Linked DNA regions of Homo sapiens: region 1 is linked to region 2. A link is a contact called in ENCODE Hi-C data. All regions are on one chromosome and are shown on one strand. Each heading gives the region's core, a stretch centred on a gene start or an enhancer-like site at or near the end of the contact. The rest is flanking DNA. Distances are from core to core; before and after follow the strand shown.

Region 1 (4,026 bases), core at 1,061-3,560, 440 kb before region 2:
AGATTTTAAAGAAAAGCTGGGGGTGGAGGATGTGAAAGGAAAAGAAATCTTGTGACCTCAAACTCACTAAGCCAAAGGGAAAAATCAAGCTGAGAACTGGGCCATGAAAACCTGCCTCCCATTTTGGTTCCCAAATAAGATGACTACAAGATGAAAAGCTACACACCTCCTTCATACTTTGCCCACAGGGAAATTCCTTGTGGCCTCCAAGATCTTCACCCCAAAGCATTTCTGTTAAAATTCACCAGGACAATGCAAATCGATGGCTTATCTTCACAGGTGCAGGGCCACATAGGACGGAACTCAAAGTCATCCTTTCTGCCCACCTGACACAAAGGCAGATCTGATCGTTTCCTCTGCCTTATTATCTATGTTATTTTATGTAAAAATGCAGATTCACTGAGCAAGACAAAGGCATGAATGACTATTTTCCCCCACCCCCCTCCTACATGAAAATTGTGTATTTCTCAATATCCTGCCCTTTCTCCTTTAAATTTGAAGCCCTCAGAATTATCTTCAGAGAAAAGGCATAGACCTGTCTCCAGAGTGTGAGTCCTTAACTTTGGCAAATAAACTTCCCAAAATGATTGACGCTTGTCTCGTCATTTGCCTCGATTGATAATTACCCACTGAGATAAATGCCTGTGATGCCTTAAGGTGCTCAGAACACAGAGTAAGTCTAGGATCTTAATGTCAGCATTGTGGTTTAGGGGAAAATAAAAGGTTGCTGTTCATACAGAGTGGTCTCTCATATATGCCTCGGGATTAAACTGCAATTCACAGAAAACCCTAACAATCTTGCTTTCTGAACGCTTTTTGAAAATATGCAGTGAATTGCCAAGACCAGGATGTTCTTCATCAAGGACTTCCGAGGAGATAAGATTTAATTTGCTTTTTTGTTGGTCTTCTTGGGGCGGGTGAACTCCAGGGAGTGATGTGTGTTTTCTGTAAAGTCAGCAAGCTATTGTTGAACAGAATTTCTGCAGATATTGTCAGTGGGAACATAATTTGGGTCAATGAATCATAAATTCTATTTTGGTAATTTGCCGAAGACAACATTGAAAACAGAGCTAGCCCAACGGGGAAAACTGGAAAGAGACACACAGCTCAATAGCATGGCAATAGGGCAGAGGGGGAAAGAAGTGAGACATTCTGCCTAACAGACTGCAGACTTCTCTTCAAATGATTAGCCACCAAGCAGGTTGGATTTTTTTTTTCCTTCCAAGTCCTGGGAACGACGGCAAAGCAGTTAACACAGACTGCACAGTCACAAACCAACAGAAACATGACACTTGAGGTAAGTCCCCTAAGATTCTCAGATAACTACCTCTGTTCAGTTCATCAACCCACAAACAATCCAAACTTGTCTCTTGGAAAAAATTCCCAGACCTTCAATGCAACAGCCTTGTGCTGCTCACATTGTTCTAGTTTCTGTAGGTTACAGAAAACAGTCAGCTCACACACTGGCTTCATCTTTCCTTCCTTTTGGTTCAGGAAATTCAGGTGCAGCTATTGGTGGTGGGAGGTGGATGGAGGAGCAGTGAAAATGAATGCAAATGAGGATGATTTTTTCATTAGATGTGGCTTTTCCTTAATACAATTTTATTCAACTTTATAAATGAAGAAACTGGAGATGAACAACAGTAACAAATAACCCCAAGTCTCCATTATTCATTCCAGGAATTAAATCTAGGACCTTCAACTCAGATGCCCTTTTGTTTAGCTCCTCAGGATACTGGAGGGAGAGAAAAATTTTACCTGAGCGTTTACTCAAAACCAAGGTCAGACAATGCTGTATTTACCTCTATCACCATCCTCTGCTCAGTCCTCAAGAGCTTTGTGCAAGTGAGAACAGCTGTCCTTTGTTTTAAACAAGGACAAGCAAGACAACTGAAGTTTAATTGCAACAGGATGCATTTGGATTAAGTGTGGGAAAAAAAAAATTGTTGGATTCCAAGTATTGTGAGACCAAGGAATGAATTACAGGGGAGAGTGACAACATTTTTTTTTTCTAAAGATTTTGGGGACAGCTCTGTTTCTGGAATGTCCGAAGATAGTCCATCCAATAGGACCAATTACCAGAATCCAGCCCCCAGAGCCTACCATTTCTATACTCATTCTTCTGGCTAATAAAGGGGGTTCTGCTTCACGCCCTCAGTACAGGTCTTTCAGCCATGACGACCAAGGCAGACCATTCTGGTTTCAGCTGGAGTGTTTCTGTTCTCATGAGACACCAGTCCACAGGGGTTCTCTGTCTCACATGTGGAAGGGAAAGTGAAAGTAGCTTCTTTTAAAATGAACAGTTACCTCCTTCTCATTGGCAAAAGGCCACTTAAATTTCCCAAGGGGGACAGAAAACCATCTTGCAAAGTTTAGAAGATATTCGTAGCAGCTGACCCGCAGCAATGTCCTAAAGCTGGGCTTTCAGAATCACTGGGTACTTGGCTCCATTCCAGTCTAATTAAGTCTCAAGGCTTGGGTAGTAGGACCCAGGCATTGATATTTTCGAAAAAGCTTCTCAGTTAACTTGAAAATGCTTCCAGGGTTGAGAAGCACCATTCTGAGTACAGTTGATATGCACCATCCTCTTTCAGAGCTTTTTAGGAGTTCAAATTTGGCTAGACCAAGGGAAGGACAGTACAAAGTGTCTACTTATATGAACTGTTCCAGTTGACTGCCATTTGATTGATGTGTTGGAGGATTAGGGCCCCAGCCATCCTATTAAGAAAGCAAGTGGACCACTGCCTGGCTGTGAGCCTGGAGGAAGCCACTTCAACGGCTTTGTTTCAAGAGCCAGGGAAGACAGAACCCGAGAGCTGTGTCTTGAAGGCTTCCTGCAGGGAGTGGGAGCTATGATTTTATTGCTAGAGAAAGAGTCTCCAAGCTGTTGATGGATTACAAGCTGCTGATCCGTCTCCAGCCCTCAGAGGGCAGAATGTGGAGAATTCCAAAACACAACATAACAGTTGCCTCTGGTACAAAGAAGACGCAGTAATTTGTGGAGGCCGCGTGGCTAAGAATGTAAAGGCAACCAAGCACTGGGGTTAAGAATTAGGAATCTGGATTTGAACCACCCTAGGTTCACATCCTACCACTTACTAGCTATGTGCCTTTAGGTATATTAATTAATTTGGGCTTCACTCTCTTATCTGTAAAATGAGGATAATAATAGTAATTACCTCATTTAATTGCGATGATTCAGTAAAATAATGGACGCTAACACTTATTTAAATATATAATGCATTCAGTAAGACTTGCCTGTATGTGTTTTGTTGGGGCAGAAGCTGCAATGGAGTCTGTGCTGATGAGGGTAGGAGTGGAGAAGGTGTTTCCTCGTCACCAGGGCAGCGGCATTGGAGATCTAGGACGAGCTAGGAGGGAAAGGTGTTCTCCACGACGCCAGGCTTGTACTGACAGGATTCTCTCAAAGTTGAGGTACCCAGTTGCTGGGTACAACCCCAGCACTTGGTAGGGAAGGAGAGCAGCTCTCATCCCAGGCTGTGCAGCCTGCGTCCGCTTAACCTTTAAAGCAAGTGAAGTTGTCACCTGGGTCTTTGTCCTCCTCATCATCCCTAGAGATTCTGAGTAAGAAAGTCTGGGGTGGACCCAAGGAATCTGTATTTTCTTAAGAGTTCTCAGGATGATTTAGCAGCATGGGCAGGGTTGAGAAGCATGGTGCAGTCTGCTCAGTGCAATTAAAAGGGTCATGAACACTCCTCTGCCCGACCTTGTTGGCGCACTGTATATTATTTTACTGCCAGAGATCATCAGCCCTGCAATTCCACTAAACGGGCATTTGTTTCAATTAACAAGTGGTCTCTTTAAAATGCACTTGATGTGAAACCCTACAGTTCTAGCACTTAAGATCAAATTCAGCAAGTGTTCAGAATTCTGAAGAGAGAGAAGGGCAGGAGGTGATTTGGGGACAGGGGGTGATGTGGGTACAGCAGACCTGGTCAGGGACTGAGAAGAGGGAGCTTTTGGCAACATGAAAGAAGAGGCCTTATGGCAGATAAGCAGAGGAAG
Region 2 (4,191 bases), core at 263-2,762:
ATATATAGATGTTAATTTTTCCTTTCTTTCTTTCTTTCTTTTTTTTTTTTTTTTTTTTTTTTGAGACAGAGTCTCACTTTGTCACCTAGGCTGGAGGGCAGTGATGTGATGTGGTTCACTGCAACCTCCGCCTCTCAGGTTCAAGCAGTTCTCCTGCCTCAGCCTCCTGAGTACCTGGGACTACAGGCACGCACCACCACACCCAGCTAATTTCTGTATTTTTAGTAGAGATGGGGTTTTGCCATGTTGGCGAGGCTGGTCTCGAACTTCTGACCTCAAGTGATCAGCCTGCCTTGGCCTCCCAAAGTGCTGGGATTACAGGTGTAAGCCACTGTGCCCGGCCAATTCTTCCTTTCTAGTTTTGTGGACTCTCAATGCTATCCTCAGACCATGGGTGTATGTGGACCTAGGAAAAGAACCGAGAGACTTCCAAGTTCATAAAGACCCAACTCCTTACCGTGGCCCACCAGGCGTTGGTGATACGGCAGCCCATTCACCACAGTCTAGCTAGTCATGCTAACCCCCATCCTGATTTCTGAACATGACAAGTTCACTTTCCACCTTGGGGTCTTGGAGTTTACTCTTTCCCCTCCACATATGCTCTGCCCTGGCCATGGCCCAGCTGGCTTCTCACCGTTCTGACCTCAGCTCAAGCACCATGCCATCAATGCAGCCTTCCCTACTTGCCCACTTAATGGGCCCCTCTCCTCGAGACACTCTGGCTCATTATACTGCTTTATTTTCTTCACAGCGGAAATCATGACCTGAAATTGTCTTGTTTATTTACCAGTTTACCTGTTGATTGTCTAGAGTGCCATCTTCAGGAAGGAGTGACCTTTGTCTGCCTTAGTCATCATACATCTCCAGTGTCCAGAACCTGCCATGTGCCAGGCACTACATAAATATTTGTTGAATGAAGTCATGATTGAATGAATGAATAGACAAATCCAAGAAAGAGGAGCTCAGTTAACATTATTCTCTATCCTTGGCTCTCAACTGAGGGAACGATTTTGTAGTAGAATGTTTTGACCAAGGGTACACCCTCTAGGGCCAGCTCAGCCACTTACTAACTGCATAATCTTAGGCCAGTTACTTAACCTCTTTGTACCTCAGTTTCCTCATCTGGAAAATGGGGTTAGTAATATTACATACTTTGTAGGTATGTTGGGGAGGTTAAATTAATGAATACACAAAAAGCACTTAGAACAGTGCCTGAAACATAGGGAATGTTCCAGAAGTGTCAGCCTTTATTATTTTGTTGCAACTTAAAGGATTCACTTCAATTTTATTTATTTTTTAAAATTATTGTTTCAGAAAATTCAATGTAGGTATTGAAGGGAGTGAAAAGAAATCCCATGATTAAAAAACTAATATGCATTATAGATGTCAGTGTTTATATAGTTGAGGTGTGAAAGAGAAAGGGAACTGAGAGCTTAGGTCCAGGCAGGTTATGGTATGTGGCAAAGCCCAGAGAGGCCTAAGTTTCACTTCCTCACATCACTACTACCACCACCATCACACCTGACTTTCTGAAGATTGACCAACAATTTACATGTCGAATCAAGAAAAGAAATTGAATCCTATCTGAGTTTTCAGGAAGATATGCTCATTTCTTTTCTTTCTTTTTCTTTTTTTTCTTTCTTTTTTTTTTTTTGAGATGGAGTCTCGCTCTGATGCCCAGGCTGGAGCACAGTGGTGCGATCTTGGCTCACTGAAACCTCCACCTCCTGGGGTCAAGCAAATCCCCTGCCTCAGCCTCCTGAGTAGCTGGGATTACAGGCGCACACCACCACACCTGGCTAATTTTTTTTGTATTTTTAGTAGAGATGGGGTTTCACCATGTTGGCCAGACTGGTCGTGAACTCCCGACCTCAGGTGATCACCCGCCTCAGTCTCCCAAAGTACTGGGATTACAGGCGTGAGCCACTGCGCCTGGCCGATATGCTCATTTCTAACCCAAATGCACCCTTTATTGATAAAAATCTCTGGCCCACAATACAGTCACCAATAGGCCATGGGACAAGGGGCACTGAATTTTCACCAGTGAGTCCACCCTCTTCTGCCTGTCTCCCATCCCTGCTGGCTGCCAAAACAGCTGGTTAAGCTCTGGGTCGCTGACAACGGGCAAAGCTAACTGGTCCACATGGGGATCCAACCTGCAGACCTGAACTAATGAGCAAGGGCTTGTGCTGGCCTAGCCAGCCCTACACTTATTTCGAGGCTATGGGTTCCAGGCGTGATCGGGGGCCTGTGTAAAGCTGGCCTGGGCAAGCCCAGGCGACAGGTTTCTGCTGTTGTAGGAGCCCGACAGTGCCACCAGCTCACGGCGCTGTCTTCCTTTCATTTTCCCTCCCACTTGTCAGCCCTGTAATTAGGAATGGTGAGATTCACGGGCCTGTTATTAGGACTGTTTTTGTTGGGTAAAATAAAGTACCACCAACTTCTGTGGGCATCGCCCACAGCCATAGAGAACTTCTAGAGGCCTTCCCTGTGCTCCTTCTCTGTTCCCACTTTTTCACCCCATCCCCTACAGCTCCTGCTAGACAGAATGGAGGCCCCAGCTCTGCCTCAGAGACCAGCCCTGAACTGCCCCACCTCCCCAGGGAGTGAGCAGTGATGTGACCAATTGGATCCACAAAGTGGACAGCATCTGGCCCCTTCTCATTTCCTATCAGTATGTGCACACGTTGAAACCACTGCAAAGGGCAGCAGGGCATTTTCTCAGGAATCCCTGCCATTTTTTGAGGAAGAGAGCTGAAGACATTGTTCTGAACCTCTGGCCACTCTTCCTGGGTGATAAAGGTGTATTTGGTCTTTTTCTGAGAGGTGTCCCACTTGTTGACATGGCTCATATGCCCATCAATAGTCATACCCCAAAACTGTTTTTTCACAGATCGTTCTTGAGACCCACAGCAACGTCTAAGGTTGGCAGTAACCTATTTAGAGATGAGGAGAATGAGACTCAAGAAGTCATGTGGTGTTAAATTTGGAATAATGGTTACCTTTGGGCAGACGAAAGGTGTAGAGAGTGAAACAGGAAAGAGGTGGGTGGGGACAAGGGGGTCTTCAGGATGCCGCTAAGGGTATATTTCTTGATCCGGACAGTGATTGATCACACAGGGATGTCCTCTTTGTGATCATTCATTAAGCTGTCACTTACGATTTGTGCACTTTTCTATATGTCTATTTCAATATATATTTTTTTAAGTTAAGTGATTTTCCCAAGTAGGAGAATGGCCACTGTTGAGCCTGCCACTAAACGCTCTGCTGACTCTGTGGTGAGGAGCCTGGAAGGGGAGCCAGGGCTGCTGCCACGGTACCGACTGCTACAGCGGTGACCTCACACACGCAAGGGAGCCACACTCAGGCCTGGCCAACCTCCTGTGCACCTCTCTTTACACATCTGGGTGGCTTCTAATTCAAGAAGGGGTAAAATGCACATCTGGATGTTTTCATGGATTTTCATTCTCATTTGGATGAAGAAGAGTCTAGATTCCTCGTCTGGCACAAACAGCTTAACAGATTGTGAAATTCCCAGAGGAGCCAACTCTGCCTGCTGCGAACACCAGGCAAAGCCCAGGGGGAAGACTTGCCTCCCTGCTGGGAGCTGTAATCGCCCCCCAGGACTTGCCAGCCATCACCCTAGAGGTCCTAAAGCCCAGGGGAGAGGGACCAGTCTGTCCTAGATTCAACAGTGATGCCCTGACAGTGTGCTGGGTGGATGAACTACCCACCAGAATCTGACACTAGGCCAGAGAGCCATCAGAGGGTCCTGGGTTTAAGTCTGCCTCTGGCTAGCTGTGTGATCCTGGGCAAGTTACTTAGCCTCTCTGAACTTGCTTTCTCATGAGTAAAGTATGAATGGTACCAGTTTCCGCTTCACGGGTTTATTCTGAGGATTAAATGAGCGAATGGGGCCGGGCGCAGTGGCTCATGCCTGTGATCCCAGCACTTTGGGAGGCCGAGCCGGGCGGATCACGAGGTCAGGAGATCGAGACCATCCTGGCTAACAGGGTGAAACCCCGTCTCTACTACAAATACAAAAAAATTAGCCAGGGGTGGTGGTGGGTGCCTGTAGTCCCAGCTACTCAGGAGGCTGAGGCAGGAGAATGGTGTGAACCCGGGAGGCGGAGCTTGCAGTGAGCCGAGATCGCGCCACTGCACTCCAGCCTGGGCGACTGAGTGAGACTC

Evidence for each region. Hi-C counts contacts between places; a loop is a spot of excess contacts on that map. Pooled maps may share reads with other maps.
Region 1: a pooled map shows a loop between it and region 2 (6-fold over the local background). The contact joins two enhancer-like sites. A Hi-C loop is called at or near these places in 2 of 37 single-sample maps with no recorded cell type and 4 of 50 pooled maps.

What each region holds. Positions count from the first base shown.
Region 1 is chr11:121,365,920-121,369,945 of GRCh38, reverse strand. No RefSeq gene overlaps it. Among named protein-coding and RNA genes, the nearest start is that of SC5D, 75 kb to the right of the region's middle. RefSeq lists enhancers at 2,251-2,350, 2,391-2,490. Within about 2 kb of position 2,310, at least 7 of the 41 ENCODE cell types and tissues checked have a DNase peak (open chromatin) inside an H3K27ac peak, as active enhancers do.
Region 2 is chr11:120,923,437-120,927,627 of GRCh38, reverse strand. The region is part of intron 13 of GRIK4 (glutamate ionotropic receptor kainate type subunit 4); the gene reads right to left. Among named protein-coding and RNA genes, the nearest start is that of TBCEL, 99 kb to the left of the region's middle. RefSeq lists a silencer at 1,399-1,498. Within about 2 kb of position 1,512, at least 2 of the 41 ENCODE cell types and tissues checked have a DNase peak (open chromatin) inside an H3K27ac peak, as active enhancers do.